Linked DNA regions of Homo sapiens: regions 1 and 3 are each linked to region 2. The links are chromatin loops, found by intact Hi-C in ENCODE. Cell type or tissue: heart right ventricle. All regions are shown on one strand.

What was found. A loop is a pair of places that touch in the nucleus more often than their neighbours do. Peaks named below come from ENCODE experiments on the same cell type or tissue, not always from the same donor. Only the 100,000 strongest peaks of a DNase experiment are listed, where the experiment ranks them.
Region 1: it touches region 2 in a loop (5-fold over the local background); 74 of 110 quality-filtered maps call a loop at or near these places.
Region 3: it touches region 2 in a loop (8-fold over the local background); 98 of 110 quality-filtered maps call a loop at or near these places.

Annotation. Positions count from the first base shown.
Region 1 is chr6:36,120,459-36,128,458 of GRCh38, forward strand. It overlaps a transcript of MAPK14 not described here. Among named protein-coding and RNA genes, the nearest start is that of MAPK13, 6.1 kb to the right of the region's middle. RefSeq lists a silencer at 210-259 and enhancers at 3,346-3,395, 3,456-3,505. In heart right ventricle, a CTCF peak has its summit at 3,532 (motif pointing right); DNase peaks (open chromatin) are centred at 263, 873 and 3,543; H3K27ac peaks cover 812 bases; H3K27me3 peaks cover 766 bases.
Region 2 is chr6:36,357,435-36,365,434 of GRCh38, forward strand. It overlaps a transcript of ETV7 not described here. Among named protein-coding and RNA genes, the nearest start is that of BNIP5, 25 kb to the left of the region's middle. RefSeq lists enhancers at 3,650-3,809, 7,931-7,980. In heart right ventricle, CTCF peaks have their summits at 3,258 (motif pointing left) and 3,467; a DNase peak (open chromatin) is centred at 3,207; H3K27ac peaks cover 2,223 bases; H3K27me3 peaks cover 401 bases.
Region 3 is chr6:36,299,454-36,307,453 of GRCh38, forward strand. PNPLA1 (patatin like domain 1, omega-hydroxyceramide transacylase) reads left to right here. Exons shown (of 9, transcript NM_001374623.1): 6 at 2,408-3,016; 7 at 6,839-6,923. Among named protein-coding and RNA genes, the nearest start is that of PNPLA1, 33 kb to the left of the region's middle. RefSeq lists an enhancer at 2,687-3,187 and a silencer at 3,056-3,105. In heart right ventricle, CTCF peaks have their summits at 3,197 (motif pointing right) and 3,397; DNase peaks (open chromatin) are centred at 2,899 and 3,168; H3K27me3 peaks cover 2,325 bases.

The DNA.
Region 1 (8,000 bases), 240 kb before region 2:
CTCTCCAAATCTGAGACAATTCATCCAAGCAGTGTGTTTCCTTTTCCTCTTCCCCCACCACCACCGCCACCCCCCACCATGATGCTGGAAACTTTTCTTTATTGATACAGATGATGAGCAATGCGGTGATAAGTGTGTATCCCCCGGCTGTTTTCGCGTTTTCACTAAATTGATGGCTATGGGATTACCGGATTAACAAGGTGCACATTTTGACACTTTGGCAGCATTGCCAAATGGTTCTAAAAGCTTGCCCCAGTTGACACTCCCACCTGCCGACGACAGTGTTGTCACTGTTTCCTGTTGCCGCCCTCACTAGGGTAGGAGCTTCTCAAGCACAGGAACTGTGACATTTGTCCGTGTATTCTCAATGTCTTGAGAGGTGCCTGGCAAAATTTGGTTGAATGGATTAAGGCTTTACCTTAATCACCAGGTAGGTAAGGAGGATAGAGAAAAATAAGACACTCGTGCCCTCAAGAACTTACAATTTAGGTTTGTTTGAAAGTTAACTGAGAATTCCAAGTCTAAGGGTGCTGGTGAGAGTGGCCTGGCAAAGCCAGCCCAGGAAGAGCTGCTGAGCAGGTTGTAAGGAACGAGGATGCCCCACCCCCCCTCCTTGGCAAAGCAGAGGATGGTATTCCAGACAGGTCACAAACAGCTCAAGCAAAGACGTGGTGACAGGGATGAGGAAGGCACGCTTGCGGATCGCTAGAATGGAGGTTGCCTGGGCACAGACACCTTGGAGGATCCGATTAGCAAGAAAGGCAGGGCCTGTCCGGATGGGGGCAAGCCTTGCCCAACAGACTAAGAAGTTTAATCTTTATCCTAGAGGCCACTGAGAGCTACCGGGGGTGGGGCGTTATGGGGAGGCAGGGCTGCTCTGAAACAGGAAGATTAATCACAGCTGGGCTGCCTGCCGCTGGCTGCCTGTCACATGGGAGCTGTGCTGCCCTCAAGCTGCCCAGCTGGAGCACCCTCTTTCCAGGTGACCAAAGCTGGATCCGGGTGCCCCCTGGCTTAGGAAGGGCAGCCCTGGGCAAGTGTGAGGGAGTGAAGACCAGGCCTGAGAAGCAGGGAGAAGCTGTTTGTCAGGGAAGTGTAGTCACCAGGATCAGGGTGGCTTCCCCTCCACAGCCCCTTACTCATCCCTGTTGCCACACCTGTGCTCGGGCTGACAGTGACAGTGGTGTCCTGGAGCTCTCTGTGACTCTTATTTTTTTAGAGACAGGGTCTTGCAATGTTCTTTCTACTTAATTTTATTTCTTACAAAAGATTGGCCTTTCACAAGCATCATCCAGCGCAGCTAAGCATAGTGGTTACTAGCACTGACCCTGGGCAAGACTACCTGGTCTTCACTCCCAGCTCTAGTGCTTACTAGCTGTGTGTCCTTGGGCAAGTCACTTCACCTCTCTGTGTCTCATTGTTATACATAAAATGGGGGATACTGTTAACCCATCTCATAGAGTCCTCAGGAGGATTAAGTTACATGTATGTAAAGCTCTTATAACAACTTTTGGGAAGTAATTAGTGCTCTTTCCATGTTTATTAAATGCATATAATAGAAAATGAATGTATCCAGAGAGGCAGTCTGACTTACCTAAGGTCACACAGCAAATTAGAGACAGAGCTAGAATCAGAGCCCAAACCTCTGCCATGGCAGGTAGCCCTGCTAGTCTTGTTTGGGGTTATTTGCCCCTGACCAAGGTCCATAGGGCTTCTGGGGAGGATCTATGTGTCCTGACATTGGATAGTTTACTTAGAAGGGGTGGAGCAAGGAGACCCTGTGGCCTCTGCCCTGGACAGGCAGGTTGTGGAGGTGGCCTCCAGGGTGCACAGCTTCTCCTGCCTGAGGCAGGCTGCACACAGGAGTCCAGGCAGGACCTGACTCCATTACTGCGGTTTGTCAGGTCAGCACAGCAGAGACTGCCCCAGGCACGAAGGTGAGTTGGGCCTGCATATCAGCTGCACACAGACAGAGATGCAGCGATAACAAGGCTGCTGGGGATAAGGCCCTGCTACATCCCTGCCATTCGGCCAGTCACCGGCTGCCAGGCACTCTTCCAGGTACGTGGAATTCAGTGATGAACAAAATAGACAAAGCCCCTACCCTCGCCAACCTCAAGACATTCTATTAGAGGGGGGCAGACAATAAACAGGTACACAGGGCTTGAAGAACACGAGGCCAGGTAAGGCAGGTGAGCATGGCTTGTAATGAGGTCAGGGGGACCTCGGAGGAGGTGACACATGAGCAGTCCTGAAGGACCAGAGGGAGCACCATGCACAATGCCTGCAACCTGGCATGTGTTGCTTCAGTAAACCCTCCTGGTGTCCCTGGCTATGCAAGTGACATTCTCCCATCTTACTGATGAGGAAGCTCCACCTGTAGCTACAAATGGAGGCACGAGATTCAGACTCAGCCCTGTCTCCCAGAACTCAGCTACCTCTCTACTGGCTCACAGGAGTACAAGCACGCTTCAAGAATGTGGACGTCACAAAGCCTGTGGAGGGGGAAGCGGGTGGTGTGCAGTGGGGGTCTTGGGGAGAGGGATATGCACAGGGTTAGTGGGGTGAGTGGATCTAGAGTTCACTCGGGAACACCTCCTTGTAGATGTGAGTTTAGAGTTAGGCTTGGAAAGAAGGAAGGGAGGGAGAGAGGGAGGGAGGGAAGGAAAGAGGAAGGAAGGAAAGGTGGACAATTCCATAGGGAGAGGATCTGGCTCATGCAGAGCTTCAGTGGGAGTGGTGAGGAGGGCTGTCCACAGGGAGGAACCTGCTTTGGAGTGGATGGTGCAAATTCGTGGCAAGAGAAGAGGCCTCAGATTCAGGTTGTACACTCTGGTTCTTTCACCACCATACGAAGGTCCAGCCTCATGCTAGGACCTTGGGGGCCCCACAAGGATGAGGCCTCTAGGCCTTCCCTCAGGGAGCAAGGGAAGAACAGCAAAATCAGAAACATCCTAGGACAGATTGTATCAGACTGAACAGTGACCACACATCCCAGATCCCACCCTGTGGTAGGCTAGCCAAGCATATTCCCCTACTATTGCTTACTCGGTCCCACCATTTGGGTCTTCAAGCCACATCTTCCTCCTATGGGTAGTACCCAGAAGAGACACAAAACTCCTTGGTTGGTTCAGTCACTAAGTCTTTACTGAGCAGCTACAATGGGCCAGGCACAGTGCCAGGGGGCTCAGCAGTGGCCAGAATACTGCCCTCGCCCTTACAGAGTCATTGTCCAGAGGTGGAGAGGGACATGTCACAGGAGACAATGCAGATTAATATTATGCTGAATGCTACCAAGGACAAGGCCGAGATCAAACAGAGCGGAGGCCTGGGCACCAGACCTTACCCCAGCCACATCTTTGTAGGGTGGAGTGGAGGGTGACATGTGGGCTGGGTGCAGGGAGGCAGGCCTTAGGGGTGGAGTGGAACGGGGAGTGTGGACCGGATGGTGTGGGGAGGGAGGTGTGAAGAGGGGAAGCCTGTCATCCCGAACCCAGAAGGCTGGCTGAGAGGTGCCCGACTCACAGAGCTGTCCCCACCCCCGTCTTCCACCAGGGGGTGCTAAAGCTGAAGGAGGGGAGAGAGGAGGAGGTGGAGGAGGTGCAGGGGAGTGGGGGAGGGTGCCTTTTCTTTCTTGTCTCTCTTTCTCTCTCTCTCTCTCCTCCCTCCCTCCCTCCCTCCCTCCCTCCCTCCCTTCCTTCCTTCCTTCCTTCCTTCCTGCCTTCCTTTCGTTCTTTTTGAAATGCAGTTTCACTCTTGTTGCCCAGGCTGGGGTGCAGTGGCACGATCTCGGCTCACTGCAACCTCTGCGTCCTGGGTTCAAGTGATTCTCCTGCTTCAGCCTCCCAAGTAGCTGGGATTACAAGCAAGCACCACCATGCCCGGCTAATTTTTGTATTTTTAGTAGAGATAGGGTTTCACCTTGTTGGCCAGGCAGGTCTCGAACTCCTGACCTCAGGTGATCTGCCTGCCTCGGCCTCCCAAAGTGTTGGGATTACAAGCATGAGCCACCGCACCTGGCTGATGGTGCCTTATCTTTTGCTGCTGGGATGGATGTTCTGCTTGAGCCCTAAGTCTGCTGACCAGCCCTTGCCCCTGAGAAGGGGAAGAGGTAATGGGGAGACAAGGTTGGGGAGATGGCCTTGCAGGAGGAGCCCAGCACCCCATCAAGTTTCCAGAGGCTGGCTAGGCTCGGTGGCTCATGCCTGTAATCCTAGCACTTTGGGAGGCCGAGGCGGGCGGATCACCTGAGTTCAGGAGTTCGAGACCAGCCTGGCCAACATGGTGAAACCCTGTCTCTACTAAAAATACAAAAATTAGCTGGCCATGCCTATAATCCCAGCTGCTCAGGAGGCTGAGGCAGGAGAATTGCTTGAACCTGGGAGGCGGAGGTTGCAGTGAGCCGAGATCGCGCCATTGCACTCCAGCCTGAGTGACAGAGCAAGACTGTCTCAAAAAAAAAAAAAAAAGTTTCCGGAGGTCAGTAAGGTGTCCCAGGTGCTCTAAGCTGTTCCCCTGAGGGACTTACCAGAGGCTGCTGGAGTAGGGAAGTAATGGGCACAGGAGGAATGAGGCTGGGTGCCTGGTCTGCAGGGTCAAGTGTCCCCTGAGGGGTTTGGGAGGCAGGCACCTGCTCTTTCCCCAGATGTCCGCTGGGCTCACTCCCAGACCCACTCAAGGGTTGCTCAAATGTTGCCTCCGTAGAGAGACCTTCCCTGATCAAATAGTACTCACTAGTCCTTTAGATCCTTACTCTGCCTTATTTTCTTCATAGCACTTAATACCACCTGCCACTACATTTAGTTGAACCATAGAGAAGTATTAAATACCAGCATTTTAAATTACTTGTTTATTGAGACAAGGTCTCGCTCTGTTGCCCAGGCTGAAGTGCAGCTCAGTGCAGCCTCGACCTCCCAGGCTCAAGTAATCCTCCCACCCCAGCCTCCTGAGTAGCTGGGACCACAGGCGTGTGCCACCATGCTTGGCTAATTTTTATTATTATTGTTAGTAGAAACAGGGTTTCACCATGTTGTCCAGGCTGGTCTCAAACTCCTGGGTTCAAGTGATCCTCCCACCCCAGCCTCCCAAAGTGCTGGGATACAGCCATGAGCTACCACGCCCAGCCAACAAATAAATGTTGAATGAATGGGTCAATGAATCCTTGGGCTGAGTATCTGGCAAAAAACTTAATAGAGGAGTTGGACGTGAGTTGGAGCCGACTCTCACTGAGGGGACACCTTCTGGGGCAGGGACTGGACAGCCAAAGGGCAGGGGCTGGGGTTGGGCAGCTGGAGTACCCGGGCAGAGCTGACACAGTCCATTGGGGAAGGAGCCTCTGGCGAGACCTACTGTGTGCCAGGCACTGAATTGGACACTTTTCTAGTCATCTCGTTTAGTCTTCACAACAGCCCTGTAACATGGGTCTTATCACCCACTCTCGTTTTACAAATGAGAAAACAGGCTTAGAGGAGCCAACTAACTTGTCTAAGATCACACAGCTTACCACGCCACAGAGCAGCCCACATCTGCAGTCTTTCTTCTGCATCTCCCTGCCTCCTTGTAATTTTGCTTGTTTCATGGAGTCTTGAAAGCCCCAGAAGAGCATGGGACTCTCTAGAGCTGGGGCCAGAGCTCTAGGGCTCCCTGGCCTGTCCCACCCTCACAGGACCCCAGATGTGTCATGCTTTCTCATTTCTGTGGAGGTCTCATGGTGAGGATGTTCCTGCTGGCCCATCCTCATTATGGTGAGGAGGTTCATGCTGGTCCTGCCATATGGGACAGACAGGGTGGCTGCTGTGCTCGTGGGGCAAGATAGGGTCTGGGTGGCCAGGATAGGGGACATGACAGTCTCATAGTTATGTGGGGCTTTTGTCTCGATCTCTAAGAAACCAGTCACCAATTCCCACACCATGTCTCTGCCTCCAGAGGCTCACAGGCTAGCTAGGAAGACAATGCAACAACAGCAGCCACTTCTCAGGCACTTGCTGGGCACCAGGAATTCTAGTTGACAGTTAAATGTGCAGACTTAGGAGCCAGATGCCAGGTATGAAGATCATGTTCACCACTTTCTTAGTTATGTGCGACCTTGGGCAAATTACATAACCTCTCCGGGCCTCAGTCTCTCCATCTGTACCAGGGGAATAATTATATTGGAATAGACTAGACCAAAGCAGCCCTGACATCTGGGAGCTGCCTGGTCCTATCAGCCAGGACTTGGTTGCTCAGAGCTGTCCAGCCTGGTGCAATTCGGTCTTGCTGTGCTGAACATAGACGATTTCACAGACATCAGCATAGAACAAGGCCATCCGCGACCAGGGCAGACTAAGACAAAAATGAAACTACTCCTTAATCATATCTGAACACAGACAAAACATGAATATTGTCAAATCACAGAAATGACCCAAATCCCCCTGTAGAGCTAAGCTGAGTGGAGGCTGCTGGTTTACCAGCTGTAGCTTCAGCCTTGCTCTAGTCTGCTTTCCTTCTAGGCAAGATGTATTAAGACTCCCAATCATAGTGTTAGCTCCACTTCCTGACAGCATCAACCCAGAACAAAGCCTCACTTCCTTAACCTCTCCCCAATCACCTAACACAACTCCAAACATTAGACTAAGTCCTTTCTAACGCCCCCTTCCTGGGACGCCCCATGATCCCCATGGTGCATGCTCTCCCTTGTTGCAACGAGTCATCAGCTCAGCTTGTTCACCCACACGTGTGTTTCTGGTGATCTCTGGTTGGAGGCATTGAAAGTTCCTACCTCATTGGGTTGTCGTGAGGAATATGTACTTGAAATGATACAATCCTAAGGCTCTTTCAATATGCTTGTCATACTTTATTATTATCCCCATTTCACAAGGAGGACACTGAAGCTCAGAGAGAGGGCCAGACTTTGCCCAAGGTCACACAGCTGGTAATGACAGAGAAAGGATGTAAATTCAGGCCTCATTCCAAAGCTAGTTTCCTGAATCCCTGCCTCCATGCTCCATGCTCATAGGGCAGAAACCAACAAGACAACTTGGGTTGGTGTTTGGAGAGGAGAAGAGCAAAGGGCCCTTGGAACTCAAAAGAGAGCCTCAGGCTGGAGAAGCAGGGTATCCAGGATGACCTGAGTGACCCTCTCCTCCTCCCCTCCCTTTCATGACTCCCCAACTGGATCCTCCAAGGGCTCCCTCCCAGACTGCCTGGCTGCTGAGTAATGCAGAGCCAGTCAGGCCCAGAGTAGGGGTCAGTGTCAGCAGAGTCGGAGGCCTGAGTCACTTCCTGACCCTTGCTCAAGAGCATCCGGAGCTACAGCCAGAGTGGCCACTCGTGCTCTCAGAAGATCGCACCCACTTGGGCGATGAGCATGTCCTTGGTATCCCCACCTTCCTGGGCTCACCTCTGCCCCACTCAGGTGTTTAAGACGTGCAGCAGAGAGGCGCCATCCTGACCTGGTGCCACATCCTAGCCCCTTTCCTTACTGGATCCTCAAACCAGAAGAAAACCTGAATCTCTGAGGTCAGTTACTCTCTTTTGCCTGCGTCTAGCCTAAAATCTGGCTTCCAGGACCCCACCCCAACTTCAGAATCAAGGTACCTTGCACTGGTGCCACTGATCCCAAAGGTCCAAAACTCCTGCAGCACTCACAGGCAAGCGACCCCGTTCCTTAGGCTCTCATGGGGTCTCAGGGCCAGAGTAGGGGGTGGGGGAGGGAAAAGGCTGGGGAAAATATCAGATACCCCAGGGCAGGATGGACTGAGGGAGACATGGTTGGATCAGTAGACATGTCCTTATGATGTGGGCAAGGCCATTTCCTTTGAGGAGCAATTCTGTCAACTCTAGGCCACCGCATAGCCTCGCAGCCAAGAGCAGGGACTCTAGAATCAGGCTGTACTTGCTTTCACCCAGCTCTGCCCTTACCAGCTGTGTTACCTTGGGCAAATTACTTAGCCTCTCTGTACCTCGGGTTCCTCATCTCTAAAATGAGGATAATCATATTACTGACTCACAGGCCTCTTACC
Region 2 (8,000 bases):
TCCTGGCCACAGAGCAGGATGAAGAGGGGTGGAGAATGGTGTAAATAAGAGGAAAAGTCACTCAAAAGGAGCAAGGAATATAGGTGGAATATCACAAGCCTGAGTTCTGACAACAAATATGGGCAGAAATGATGGGCGCCTCCCATAAGAACACCTCCCCGGCCACGTGCGCTGGCTCATGCCTGTAATCCCAGCACTTTGGGAGGTCAAGGCAGGCAGATCACCTGAGGTCAGAAGTTCGAGACCAGCCTGGCCAACATGGAAAAACCCTATCTCTACTAAAAATATAAAAAATTAGCCAAGTTTGGTGGCACACACCTGTAATCCCAGCTACTCGGGAGGCTGAGGCATGAGAATCACTTGAACCTGGTAGGTGGAGGTTGCAGTGAGCCAAAATTGTACCACTGCACTCCAGCCCAGGTGACAGAGTGAGATTCTGTCTCAAAAACAAAAACAAAAACAAACAAAAAAACACCTCCCCAATCCTTCACGCTTTCTCCTCCCTACCTGCGGGCTGGGTGTCAATCCCCCATACAGAAACCACATGAAGGAGACAGTACAACCTCCATCAGCCTGGGTCCCCAGATGACTTCATGGGGAAGATCCCTCCCCACCCATGAACCAAGCTTTATGTGGCCAAGAAAATGAATGTCTATCACATCAAGCCACTGAGATTTCAGTTGAGATGCTATGGCCAGCATGACTCTAACTGATACAGTAGCTGCAGATGACGTAGGGCTGGCCTCCTTAGAAGGGAAGCTGGACTTTGATCTGGACATGTCTTCCTCACTTAAAAGCTGGGTGAATTAATTTGCATTGTCAGAAAGGCACTTCATCTTGCTCAAAATAAAGATGTGGTTGAGCTGCCAAGCTTTTGTTTCTGTCATTTCACTGGGGGCCTTCTGCTGCTGGCTCTAGTTCAGGTCTCCTGCTTTGTCAAAGGCCCTTTTTTCTTTTGGTGGCCAATCAAGACCCAGCTTGGTAAATTACTCACTGGTCAGTCAGGAAAAAATAATGTTCTTATTGCAAATCACTTTAGAGTTTGCAGAGGGCTAGAGTTGGCATATTCTGTTCCTAAGGTTGGAAGGGTCCCTGGCTGAAAGCCCAGAATCCCAGAATCTCAAGGTCCCCCTGATGTTCAGTTTCCCCATCCCCCAAACCCTAACACTGGGTCAGCTCACTGACCCTTGTGGGGGTGGTGGAGAAGAAAGTGCCTTTGTTGGTGCTTTAGAAGCTCTCTAGAGATTTGCACGCCACGTTCAGCCACCCACAATCAGCTGTCCCCTGAGAATCTGATATGTACTCCCCACCCCACACCACAGGTCGAGAACCTGAGCTTGTCACTGGCTGGAGCATATGATCATGTGACTGAGGGGAAAGCTCTTCCTGCTCAGAATTGCTGGAATTTTAAGAGCCATATTTAGAACTCTGGGGCTTTCCAGCCAGAGCACTTTCAACAATACACCGTGCTTCCTTGAGTTAGGATGTTTAGATGGGCCAGATCTAGAGAACTGAGGTCTATTCAGGAGACTTTGTGATCTCGGTCTTAGCTGATGGCTCCCCCAAAGGAAGAGGATGGGAGAGGGGCAGCTCTAGGCCAAGATGGTCTTCTCCACCCAGCCTGTCTACATTATTCATATCCATTAAGATTGCATTGGGTTGCACATAACAAACTAACAACAGTGTCCATCTTTCATGGTGTGACCTGCAGATTAAACAGAAAGGGGATGGACAGGCTGGGCGAAGTGGCTCACACCTATAATCCCAGCACTTTGGGAGGCCAAGGTGGGCAAATCACCTGAGGTCGAGAGTTCAAGACCAGCCTGACCAACATGGAGAAACCCTGTCTCTACTAAAAATACAAAAATTAGCCAGGTGTGGTGGTGCACGCCTGTGATCCCAGCTACTCAGGAGGCTGAGGCAGGAGGACCACTTGAACCTAGGAGGCGGAGGTTGCGGTGAGCCAAGATTGCACCATTGCTCTCCAGCCTGGGTAACAAGAGCGAAACTCAGTCTCAAAAAAAAAAAGAAAAAAGAAAAAAAGAAAAAAGAAAGAAAGGGGACAGTCTACTACAGGAGAGAAAGTGACATAGGTAAAGATGATTTGTTCCTGCTTACACATGTTTTTTACATCTCTGACAGCTCAATTTAAATTTGGCCCCTCTCACTTGATTCTATTTTATTTTCCTTCATAGTACATATCACCACCTGCCATTTTATTCTGTATTGATTTGTTTATTTATCTGTTCTGGTCACCACAATATTCCTGTTTCTAGACAGTGCTTAACCTACAGTAGGTGCTCAATGAATGTTAAATAAATGAATGCATTATTTCATTTGAAATTTCTCAACTCCATGTGCTAAGCAGGGCAAAGGATGTTGTCTTTCATTTTACAAAAGTAGAAAGTGAGTCCTAGAAGGGTGGTGTAACTAAAGCCAGTAGAAAACTAAGGAAGCCTCAGTCCTTTTTTTTTTTCTTTTGAGACCGAGTCTCACTCTGATGCCAGGCTGGAGTGAGTGGCGCGATCTCGGCTCACTGCCTCCACCTCCCGGGTTCAAGTGATTCTCCTGCCTCAGCCTCCCAAGTAGCTGGGACTACAGGCATGTGCCACCATGCCCAGCTAATTTTTTTATTTTTAGTAGAGACGGAGTTTCACCATGTTGGCCAGGATGGTCTCGATTTCTTGACCTCGTAATCCGCCCGCCTCGGCCTCCCAAAGTGCTGGGATTACAGGCATGAGCCACTGCACCCGGCCAGTCTTTTTGATTCCTAATCAGGTCTACATGGGTAGGGTGAGGGTAGAGAGGCTCTGACATGCCCCTAGCAGATGTCCCAGATCTGTAAGAGGCCTCATCTAGGCCCCTGCTGACAAACTACTCAAGGATAAAGTGATCATAAGAAGAGGAGATAAGAAGTTATTCCCAATAAAGAGAATGGGAAAATAGGAATTGCAGAAACCAGTGGCCTGTGGGTTAGGAGAGGAGGCTGATGCTATCAACGGACAGCTGGCTTATGGTGCCCCTCAATTCCACCCCCACCCCTGCTACTTACTTTGCCCCCTGGAGGTGTGAGTTCCCCGTCACTGGAGGTGTTCAAGCAGGGCCTGGATGTCTACTTACAGAGCATGCCTGAGCTGGAGAGTACACATCTCCCCGTGAGAGAAGGCAGGCTTGCTGTCCATAGAACATTCAGTCAGCCACCGCCCGGCCCCACACTAACACAAAAAGAGGCTTTTGCACCACCTAGTGGACATGGTTTTAAACTGCAGGCCTTTCCGTGGAGAGAAGCCCACAGCCCAGAATCCCATTTCCCGTGCAGTCTCCCTGACCCCCTCAAGGATCAGAAGGCCCACAGCCCCACTGTGCTTCCAGACCTCAGCCCTGCAAAAGGGAAGTTGGAAAAAGAGAGCAGAAGCCTGTGATTCTCCGGAGGGAAACTCTCCCTGGTGCCTCTCAAGCCGAATTCACTAGCACCACTTTGTCCAGTACTGTCCCCAATAGGCACACTTCTCACGTCATCTCTCCCTGGGGACTGCAATGGTTTGCTCATCAGCTACATCTGTTTCCCCTACTTCTGTGCAAACTTTCCAAGCCAGGGCCCTATTCCCCTTTGTTTACTCACCATCACTCCCCATCCCCAGTATATGAGCAATTAACTCAAAAGGATTCGGGACTTTAAAAAAATCAAGATCACGATTAAAATATTTCTGAGTTGCATATACTGGTTTCAGAACAACCTGCTTTAAACTCCTCACTCAAGTTCTGGGGCTGTCCCATTGGTGGCTTAGTTCCCACCGAGGTCCTTTGAGGGCCGAGGTGTCACTGAGGGAGCTCGCCAGCAGCGCAGGGCCCTGACACCGGCATTCAACAGGCTCCCTCTGAGCTCACACTGCCCTCGCATTTACCACCAGATACGGACATTTCTGCGGTACAGGCCTTTGCTCTGTAAAGGTCTGTGTTTTCTGTGTGTCTCTACAAACCTTTTGTGAGAACATTTGAGTAGAAAATGTGGATCACTAACACCGTGGGACCAGAGGAGGAAGCCAAGGAAGACTGTGGCCCTAGGATCCTCTGTGACAAAGAGGATGGGTCCCCAGCATCAGCCCAGGCTTCCTGCAGTTAAGAGCCCAAGACCCAGCAGAGCCACCAGGATTAAATCAAATGCTAGATCTGGAACTTTCCTATGAAGGAAAAAGCCTTTCTAAGAAAGAATCCACCTAACAGAGAAGAGGAAGACCAGAGCTCATGCTCATGGGTTAATGCTGTAAATGGTTCAACTGGACCAAGACAGTGACTTGTATTATTTGTTTCATTAATGAACTTTTTATTATACTCATTTTTCATAAATTCTTTATCTATTGTCAGTTCTTTAATTGTAATGTAATCATGCCTGGCCACTTTTTCAAACCATGAGAATGTATCTCCTGCTTTTTAAAATTCTTTGTTGGCTGGGTGCGGTGGCTCACACCTGTAACCCCAACACTTTGGGAGGCCAAGGCAGGTGGATCACCTGAGGTCGAGACCAGCCTGACCAACACAGTGAAACCCTGTCTCTACTAAAAATACAAAAGTTAGCTGGTGTGGCCGGGCGCGGTGGCTCACACCTGTAATCCCAGCACTTTGGGAGACTGAGGCAGGCGGATCACGAGGTCAGGAGATCGAGACCATCCTGGCTAACATGGTGAAACCTTGTCTCTACTAAAAATACAAAAAATTAGCCAGGCGCGGTGGCGGGCACCTGTAGTCCCAGCTACTTGGGGAGGGGGCTGAGGCAGGAGAATGGCGTGAACCCGGGAGGCAGAGCTTGCAGCGAGCCGAGATCGCGCCACTGCAGTCCGGCCTGTGTGAAAGAGCGAGACTCTGTCTCAAAAAAAAAAAAATTAGCTGGTGTGGTGGCGGGTGCCTGTAGTCCCAGCTACTCGGGAGGCTGAGGCAGGAGAATCACTTGAACCCAGGAAGCAGAGGTTGCAGTGAGCTGAGATCACAACACTGCACTCCAGCCTGAGTGACAGCAAAACACCTCAAAAAAAAAATTTGTGAGAAGTTCACTTTGACACATGAAATTTTCAATGACCTGCCACTTTTCAGGACTTTAATTGTATGAAAAATGGATATAAACTCAATGCCTCACCTGGTGCCCGGTACAGAGCAGGTACTCAATTGATGTTTGTAGAAGGCAGGCCTAAATGAACCCCCTTACTCCAGGCACCCAGGGGTCCATCCCCAGACCACGGCCTGATCTCCCTGGGGAGATGGAGAAAAGGTGGCATGGCCTCAGGGCTGAGTGCAGAGTTCCGGAGTCGGGATCTCTGGCAGTGATTCATGCCTGCTCTCCTAGTAGCCCAACCCGGCCATGATGGTCTCAGTGCTGGGTGAGATTCATTGCCTGAGTTAAGGCCTCATCGCTGGGAAATGTAGCTGTTGACATCCATCAACCCACCAGCAGGCAAACACCACTTATAACTGGAAGAAGTGATCTAGGAATCCATCCTCCTGCTTCATCTTGGACCCAACCACAATGCTGAGAAGAGGAAATGAGGTGGCTTCAGGAGCGAAGAAGCTGGGCTGGGCCATGTGATCTTGCGCAAGTCACTTCGCTCTGGCGGCAGTTCCCTTCTCTGTAAAATGAGGGCCTGGATAAATTCATTTCGACAGTCCCTCCTAAGCCAGGTATGCAGCTCTGGGGTGAGGAGGTGATAATGTGTCCAGAACTGGTGGGTTCTTGGTCTCACTGACTTCAAGAATGAAGCCGCGGACCCTCGCGGTGAGTCTTACAGCTCTTCAGGTGGCGCATCTGGAGTTTGTTCTTTCTGATGTTCCGACGTGTTCAGAGTTTCTTCCTTCTGGTGGGTTCGTGGTCTCGCTGGCTCAGGAGTGAAGCTGCAGACCTTCGCGGTGAGTGTTACAGCCCTTAAGGCACCGCGTCTGGAGTCGTTCGTTCCTCCCCGTGGGCTCATGGGCTCGCTGGCTCCAGGAGTGAAGCTGCAGACCTTCACGGTGAGTGTTACAGCTCTTAAAGCAGCACATCTGGAGTCATTCATTCCTCCCGGTGGGGTCGTGGGCTCGCTGGCTTCAGGAGTGAAGCTGCAGATCTTCGCACTAAGCGTTACAGCTAATAAAAGCAGCGTGGACCCAAAGAGCAAAAGAACAAAGCTCCCACGGTGTCAAAGGGGACCAGAACGGGTTGCCACTGCTAGCTGGGGCAGCCTGCTTTTATTCTCTTATCTGGCCCCACCCACATCCTGCTGATTGGTAGAGCCCAGTGGTCTGTTTTGACAGGGTGCTGATTGGTGCGTTTACAATCCCTGAGCTAGACACAAAGGTTCTCCACCTCCCCACCAGATTAGCTAGATACAGTGTGGACACAAAGGTTCTCCAAGGCCCCACCAGAGTAGCTAGATACAGAGTGTCGATTGGTGCATTCACAAACCCTGAGCTAGACACAGGGTGCTGATTGGTGTATTTACAAACCTTGAGGTAGATACAGAGTGCCGATTGGTGTATTTACAATCCCTGAGCTAGACATAAAGGTTCTCCAAGGCCCCACCAGAGCAGCTAGATACAGAGTGTGGATTGGTGCATTCACAAACCCTGAGCTAGACACAGGGTGCTGATTGGTGTATTTACAAACCTTGAGCTAGATACAGAGTGCCGATTGGTGTATTTACAATCCCTGAACTAGACATAAAGGTTTTCCACCTCCCCACCAGACTCAGGAGCCCAGCTGGCTTCACCCAGTGGATCCTGCACTGGGGCTGCAGGTGGAGCTGCCTGCCAGTCCGGCGCCGTGAGCCCGCACTCCTCAGCCCTTGGGTGGTGGATGGGACTGGGCGCTGTGGAGCAGGGGGTGGCGCTCGTCGGGGAGGCTCAGGCCGCACAGGAGCCCATGGAGCGGGTGGGAGGCTCAGGCATGGCAGGCTGCAGGTCCCCAGCCCTGCCCCGCAGGAAGGCAGCTAAGGCCCGGTGAGAAATCGAGCGCAGCGCCGGTGGGCTGGCACTGCTGGGGGACCCAGTACACCCTCCGCAGCCGCTGGCCCGGGTGCTAAGTCCCTCATTGCCCGGGGCTGGCAGGGCCGGCCGGCTGCTCCGAGTGCGGGACCCGCCAAGCCCACGCTCACCCGAAAGTTCAGCTGGCCCGCAAGCGCCGCGCACAGCCCCAGTTCCCGCTCGTGCCTCTCCCTCCACACCTCCCTTCAAGCTGAGGGAGCCGGCTCTGGCCTTGGCCAGCCCAGAAAGGGGCTCCCACAGTGCAGCGGTGGGATGAAGGGCTCCTCAAGTGCCGCCAAAGTGGGAGCCCAGGCAGAGGAGGTGCCGAGAGCGAGCGAGGGCTGTGAGGACTGCCAGCACGCTGTCATCTCTCAATAAGAGAGGCCATGGGGCATGGGCTCATCGCAGAGCAAAGTCAAGGAGCTGGAACAGTCTCAGAGGGAAAGTGAAAGGGGCAAAGCATTTTCCCATCGATCCTTTTTCCAAAGCCACCTGCCTGCCCCCCTGCCGGTGAGTACCATCGAGGGTCCCAGATAGGACTAAGCCTGGAGTTTCCCTGCTCATGGGCTATCACAGCTTTGAGCCCCAAAGTCCAAGAGTCCTTATCAAGGACTTCTCTGCAGTGACTCAAGGCCAGTGCAGGCGCCAGCAGAGACGGGGATTTCCTGACCGGCTGGGGGCAAGAGGCTGAGGTAGTTTCCTCCTTCTGAGAAAGAAGATATGAATCCGAGGAGTTCTATTCTTGGTTAAATGAAAATACTCCCTTCTCCTTCTACCTGAGCTTTACCTGACGGCTTGCAAGGGCAGAGGCTCTGGCCCTCAGGAGGCCCCAATCAGTACTTGGGGCTAGGGCACAGAGGGAGAAGCTGACCCATTGGACCGAGGTGTTTTCATGCTTCAGAGCAGCTTCTGGTCTGCAAAGTCTTCTCAGCTAACACAGGTGAAGCACGCCCCACAGAGCAGGCAAACATTAAGCATTTCACAAGTATTGCCTTATGGAAGCTTTCCGACAA
Region 3 (8,000 bases), 58 kb before region 2:
TCTCCCGAGTAGCTGGGACTACAGGCGCCCGCTACCACGCCCAGCTAATTTTTTGCATTTTTAGTAGAGACGGGGTTTCGCCATGTTGGCCAGGATGGTCTCGATCTCTTGACCTCGTGATCCACCCGCCTCGGCCTCCCAAAGTGCTGGGATTACAGGCGTGAGCCACTGCGCCCGGCCAACTTTTGGTATTTTTAATTAATGCTCAGAATTTTTCATTTTAGCCCTTCTAACAGGTGCATGTCGGTAACTTATTGTGGTTTTAATCAGTATTCCTCTAATGACTAATGACTTTGAGCATCTTTTCATTTGTCTATTTGCCTCCCATAGATCTTCTTTGGTGAAGCATTCGTTCCACTCTTTTGTACATTTCTCACCTAGACTCTTAATAAGCTTTGTTTTTTTAGGGTAGTTTTAGATTTATGGATAACTTGTGAAAATAATACAGGGTGTTTGTCTCACATCTGTTAGACGTTACAGAATGATACATATATAACACGGTATTCAGTCCAGTACATTTGTTACAACTCATGAACCAATCTTGACATATTATTAACTAAGAGCCATTGCTTATTCAGATTTTCTCAGTTTTTACCTAATTTCTTTTTCTGTTCCAGGACCCCCCACCCAGGGATCACATTACATTTTGTTGTCACGTCTCCTCAGTTTCCTCTTGCCTATAACAGTTTCTCAGACTTTTCTTATTCTTGTGTGTGTGTGTGTGTGAGAGAGAGAGAGAGAGAGAGAGAGAGAGAGAGAGAGACAGAGTCTTGCTGTGTCACCCAGGCTGGAGTGCAGTGGTGCAATCTTGGCTCACTGCAAGCTCCACCTCCCGGGTTCATGCCATTCTCCTGCCTCAGCCTCCCGAGTAGCTGGGGCTACAGGTGCATGCCACTACCCCCGGCTAATTTTTTGTATTTTTAGTAGAGATGGGGTTTCACCGTGTTAGCCAGGATGGTCTCAATCTCCTGACCTCATAATCCGCCCGCCTCGGCCTCCCAAAGTGCTGGGATTACAGAGACTTTTCTTATTCTTGATGACCTTGACAGAGTTGACTATCGGTCAGGTATTTTGTAGAACGTCCCTCAGTTGGGGTTTGTCTGATGTTTTTCTCAAGATTAAGCTGGGGTTTTGAGTTCTGGGGAGGAGACCACAGAGGTAAGGTGCTATTCACATCACGTTACCTCATGGGCACGTGCTGCCAACATGACGTATCCCTGCTGATGTTGACCATGACCGCCTGGCCGAGGTAGTGTCCATCGGGTTTCTCCATTGTGAAGTACTCTTTCTCCCTCTATCCTTACTGCAGTTTTTGGAAGAAAGTCACTGTGCACAGCTCATATTTAAGGAGTGAGAAGTTATGCTCCACTTCCTAAAGGGTCAAGCATCTACATAAATTACTAAGAATTCTTCTGCAGGGGAGCTTTCTCTCTTCTCCCTGATTTACTTACCTACGTAATATATGTTTATATCAGTATGGATTCATGGTTATGTTATACTTTGGGTTATTATTCAATACTACTTTATTGTGTTCTTCAAATTGTTCCAGCTTTGGCCATTGGGAGCCCTTTCAGTTGGCTCTTTCACACATTTTAAAAACTGAATTGTTTGTTTTCTTATTTAAGGGCTGTTATGTGGCCTAGATAAACGCCATCCCCCCGCCCCCCCACCCACCCACTATTTTTGAGACAGGTTCTCACTCTGTCACCCAAGCTGGAGCGTAGTGGCACGATCATGGCTCACTGAAGCTTCAGCTTCCCAGGCTCAGGCAACCCTTTCACCTTTCTCAATGAGTCTTACAGCCACAGTGACCTTCTCAGAACCAGCCTCAGCTGATTACCTCCCCTGCCTAAAAGTCATGCTACAATAATGCTTGCCATGAAAACTAAGGATCCTAGCTGCTGCCTACAGCCCTGACATGGTCCGGCCCCTGCCGCCTCCTCAGCCTCCTCCCCCAGCACAGTACCCCCGCCCCACACTGACCTTTCAGGCCCCCGACCACCTGGTGTGTCCTCAAACTTTGTGGCCTTTGTGTGTGCTGTTCCCTCTGCTGAAACACCCTCACCACCCCGCCCTGACCATCCTGGGCCACGTACCCTTCAGATCTCTACTCACTGCCAATCCCTCAGATGACCTGCCCTCTCTCACAGCACCACATTCCTCTCTTCCTGCACTTGCCTCAGTTGAAACTCTAGATAATTTGGGTGGGCAACGCCTGCTTCCCCACACTACACCGTAAGTGCCAGAAACCATCACGTTTGTTTTCACTCACTGTAAATTCAAGTAAGTACAGAAAGACCTTTGAAAAGCACTGTTCCTGTTTAGGAAAATAACTCAAGAAACCATTTTTGCAAAGGCCATGCTGCTGCCAGGGCTGAGTAACACCCCATGCTATTGTTTATCCTAGATGCTGTTTATCTTAATTCTTCCTCCAAGAGAGTGATTTTCCCCCGGGTGGAAGTGTACTGCCAGATAGAACTCGCCCTTGGCAATGAGTGCCCTGAACGCAGTCAACCAAGCCTTCGAGCACGGCAGGCCAGTCTGGAAGGAGCCACACAACCTCACAAGGAGTGGGTTCCCAAAGGGGATGGAAGGGGCAGCCATGGTCCGCCTGTGTCCCAACCTGTGCAGACACTTGAATTCACATGCGAGTCACCTGTTTCAGCACCAGTCTCTCCACTTGAGCAGCCACCTGCACAGCCACTGGCCTCTTCAACTCCACTTTCTCTAAGTGGCATGCCACCTGTATCATTCCCAGCTGTGCACAAGCCACCCAGCTCCACACCTGGTTCATCACTGCCCACCCCACCACCTGGACTGTCACCTCTGTCACCTCAGCAGCAGGTACAACCGTCTGGATCACCAGCCAGATCCCTACACTCTCAGGCACCCACTTCACCCAGGCCATCCCTGGGGCCTTCAACTGTGGGGGCACCTCAAACACTGCCCCGAAGTTCTCTTTCAGCCTTCCCTGCTCAGCCACCTGTGGAGGAACTAGGCCAAGAACAGCCCCAAGGTATGGACCCTTCTGGCTTGTTATGACTTTCTCATGCCTGGAGCCCCTTGGCAAGCGAGCAAGGACACCAGGGCTGATAACCGCTTCTTTAGGGGTGCGTGGCTGAAGTTAGCAGTGAGCTTTAGCATCTCTGTCCATTATGAGGACAGTCCGCCACAAGGGGGCAGTGTAATAGACATTGGTTCATTTCCCTTGGTGCAGTGCTTCTCAAAGTGCGATCCCCCTACCGGCAGCAAAAGCATCACCTGGGAACTTGCTAGAAATTACAGTTCTCAGGTCCTACTGCAGACCTACTAAATTACCAACTTTGGAGGTGCGGCCCAGCTGCCTTTTTTACAAGCCCTCCAGGTGATTTTTTGCCTGCTCACATTTGAGACCGCTGGGCCAGTAGATTTTTACTGTGAAACCTGCTGTGCTGGGCGTGCTACTCAAAGAGTGGTCCGCAGACCAACCCAGCCCTCAACTGTGTGTTACTAGCCCACCACGGAGGGTGTGCAGAAATTAAGAGTAATCATTTAGAAACGTTTATAGCACTAAGGTATTTCCACAACATCCCGGAGCTTGACCATTTTTTACTAATTCATTTGCATTGTATTTCACAAAATTACTAGTTTGTTATAGACTACAAAGAAATTTTTTTTTTTAGATGGAATCTCGCTCTGTCGCCCAGGCTAGAGTGCAGTGGCGTGATCTTGGCTCACTGCCAGTTCTGCCTCCCGGGTTCACGCCATTCTTCTGCCTCAGCCTCCCGAGTAGCTGGGACTACAGATGCCCGCCACCACGCCTGGCTAATTTTTTGTATTTTTAGTAAAGACAGGTTTCACTGTGTTAGCCAGGATGGTCTCAATCTCCTGACTTTGTGATCTGCCCGCCTTGGCCTCCCAAAGTGCTGGGACTACAGGCGTGAGCCACCGCGCCCAGCCAGAAATTTTTAAAAAACTGTTTCCTTACTACTACAGACGGTTTCAGAAGCACCACTATAGGGCCTGCAAAGATAAAACGTTCTCAATTCCTTACTCAGGAAATCTCCCTTTCAGCAGAGGAGATAACAGGGATACTAACCTCAAAAATACAATCAGGGACTGGGTGTGGTCACTCACACCTGTAATTCCAGCACTTTGGGAGGCCAAAGCGGGTGGATCACCTGAGGTCAGGAGTTCAAGACCAGCCTGACCAACATGGTGAAACCCCATCTCTACTAAATACAAAAAAATCAGCCAAACTTGGTGGTGCATGCCTGTAATCCCAGCTACTTGGGAGGCTGAGGCAGGATAATCGCTTGAACCCAGGAGGTGGAGGTTGCAGGGAGCCAAGATTGTGCCATTGCACTCCAGCCTGGGCAACAAGAGTGAAACTCCATTTAAAAAATATATATATATCAGAAGTATTAAGTACTATATAACTAATAAAAACACAGTGTTGGAGGGTATTCGTAGAGAATAAGACCACTTATCTCTGGGGCAGTATGAAAAGCTTCTTGGAGGTGACAGGTGAGCTTAAATGGGCAGGATTTTGAACATCGTGGTTTGTGGGATTGGATGGGTTGGAGTAGAAAGAGCATTTCCGATTTTGTTTATTTAAAATGCTCAGGTGCAGTGCAGGAATGTGCAGGGTACTTTCAAGGTACTTTAGGAAGGAGAGGACTTGTGTGTGGCCACCATGGATGGTCTGGGTGGAGACAGAGGGACAGAGACCCAAATGAAGGACTGAAGCCAGATTGTAGGGTGCTCATGGTCCTCAGCCAAACTTCCAGAGCTATTATGGTAAACGTCACAGATCGGCAATGTCTCCTCATCTGGGAATTAGCCCCAACTTGGTAGAGATGCCCTTTCTTTGGAACAGGTTTACTTTGACTCTTTTAATGAGACAAAAACAAAACACCATTAAGAAAATTAGGCTGTGACTCATGCCTTTGAGAGGCAGAGGCAGGCAAGTCACTTTCAGTCAGGAGTTCGAGACCAGCCTAGCCAACGTGGTGAAACCCCATCTCTACTAAAAATACAAAAAATTAGCCGGGCATGGTGGCAAGTACCTGCAGTCCCAGCTACTCAAGAGGCTGAGGCAGGAGGATCACTTGAACCTGGGAGGCGGAGGTTGCAGTGAGTAGAGATCGTGCCACTGCACTCCAGCCTGGGCGACAGAGTGAGACTCCGTCTCAGGAAAAAAAAAAAAAAAAAAAAAAGTCAGAAAATTGGGCGCAGTGTTTTACCTGCTCTCTTATTTCCTGTTAAATACAAAACACTTGTTTTACATTAACCACACCTGTGCATGAAGGCGGCCATCTTCAGGTACCTGAGCAATCCTGCACCCCAAGTCGGCATTCCTCACTCATATCGGGGGTGGATAGAGGGCATATATAGTCTAGTGATTCTCTACTGGGAGTGATTTTGTCTCCAGGAGACATTTAGCAATGTCTGCAGACATTTTGGTTGTCACCTAGTGGTTACAGGCTGGGGACACTGAAAAATATCCTGTAGTGCACAGAAGTCTCTGCACAAAGTGCTTTCTGACCGTTAGTGTCAATAGCATGTACTGAGATTGAGAAGCCATGTTATAGCTTACAGCTGAGCCTCAATGGTGACATCCTAGGCCATCTATGTGAGTTAGGCAGAGCTGAGACCCCCTAGAGCAAGTTTATCCAACCCGCGGCCCAGATGGTTCTGAATGCACCAGTCTATAAAAAATTCATTAACTTTCTTAAAACATTGTGAGATTTTTTTTGGATTTTTTTTCAGCTCATCAGCTATCATTACTGTTAGTGTATTTTATGTGTGGCCCAAGACAATTCTTCTTCCAGTGTGGCCCAAGGAAGCCAAAAGATTGGACACCCCTGCCCTAGAGTTTAGTGGTATCAGTCATTTAATGATGGCCATTGGTGGCATTGGGGAACAGGAAAATTGTTAAAAGCCCTAGGAATATCCAAAAACAAAAGGACAAGCCTCATTGTGAATAGATTTGGGAGAGTTAGGGACATACAACAAGTCTCTAACAAAATAACTTCAGAAGAACCCACATATACTTTATATTACCTTTATTTATATATAATACATAATTACATATTAACCTTCATGTATTATGTATCCCCATACTCATTAAAAACATGTAAAGAGCTTACTTAAGAGTAATGGCCATGAAACTATTAATACTCTGTTCTAAGAAACAAACAAAAAGCATTACATGAAGCATGTGATGGAAAGTCCAGGCCCCTTCAGGGGATTTTCCTGAAAACCTTCCCTAACATGCTGCTTTCTGCGAGGGAGCTATTTCTTTTCTTTTCCTTATTTTTCTTTACTTTTCTCTTTTTTTTTTTTTTTTTTTTTTGGTGGTGGAGGAGGAGACAGTATCTCACTCCCGGCTCACTGCACTCTCAACTTTTGAGGCTCAGGTGATTCTCTTACCTCAGCCTCCCGAGTAGCTGAGATCACAGGCATGCACTACAACACCCAGCTAAATTTTTGTATTTTTAGTAGAGACAGGGTTTCACCATGTTGGCCAGACTGGTCTCAAATTCCTGGCCTCAAGTGATCTGCCCGCCTTGGCCTCCCAAAGCGCCGGGATTACAGGCATGAGCCACCGGGCCTGCCCCTGGGAGTTGTTTCTAATGTTCCACCAAGGGTCCGAGTCAGCCGCTCCACAGATGCCGCGGGCCTGCGTCTCAGTCAAGTCCCACGACATGACTCTGGTTGTAAAGATGAGAATTTGAGGACAAGAGAGTTCTTTGCTGTTTTTAAACATTCTCATTTACTGACTATTGCTATTTCAAAAATGACTCCATATCCCCCCTCCCCATCTCACTCCCGTTTCCTATATCTTTACTTTTAGCTGTAGCTCTTCTTGTCTCTTCAAAACCAAAAAGCGCCGTGCCTCTGGTTCATGTGAAGGAAACCGTCAGCAAGCCTTATGTAACGTAAGTTTCCCCTTCGTGGAGCACGCTCTTTCCTTTGGACGGAAGAAGCAAGCCCGGCTAAGCGATATCTTCCACCACCTTAGCTGCCCCAGGAACTCTGGGATCCTTTTCTGGTGTGTGTGATTGTGTGATTCCAGGTCCACCCCTTTACATCTCACAAAGCTGCCTTCTCTTGTTCAGTTAGGGCAGTGTGTGGGGAAGGAGCCTGTCCGTGGTGATGATGTCATTCTCTTCTCCTGCACACTGGGGATGCTCCTTCTCTGAGTGCAGTGCAAGAATGTGCATCCCCTGCCCTCATATTTTACTCTCTGGTGATGCCACAGTTCCAAGAGGGCCTGCAGGCATCCTACCTCCCAGCCTTAGGTAGCTCCTGCATGAAATGAATTAAGGGTCTCTATCAAAGGCCTTCCTTACTCCGAACTATTTTCTATTAGCATGATAATGACCTGATAGTACTAGACTGTAGACTGTCCCCAGAAAATCTTTTTTATTATGCACATCAAGTGTCTGGGTTGCATAACATACACTCCATTATATCTTTGCAATAACTATGAGAGGACCTGGGGATCTGCTTTTTTAAAAACTTCCCTGAGGACCACATTACCCAGGCTCCCTTGCTGGCTGAATGCCGTTTGTACTGGTGGTGGGGGAGGCACAGCAGGAGATCAGAAGTTGGGTCAAGGGTATTTCTCCCCACAACCCCAGCCCCCCTCTCATCCCTCCCTGCCTTGGGACCACTCTGGCAGTAGCTGGGTTTCTCCATGACCACAGCTGCAGGTATTGAGAGAGCAGGGCCTGAGGCATTCCTGCTTTTAATGTTTGCACTCTCTCTCACATCAAGCATATTAAAATTTACCTGCTTCCCACATTAAGTATAATTTTAACCATAAAACTTTTTGAAAGAGTTTGTATAAATTTAACAATTTTGAGCTTAGGCATAAGTTATGCATTTTGTTCACATAATTTAAACTTTTTTGCATTTACATATAACTCTATAAAAGTCGGAGTTTCATTTGACTCATGGGCATGATGTTACTTAGATAAATATTCATTGATTATATTTTAAAAAAAGTTTGC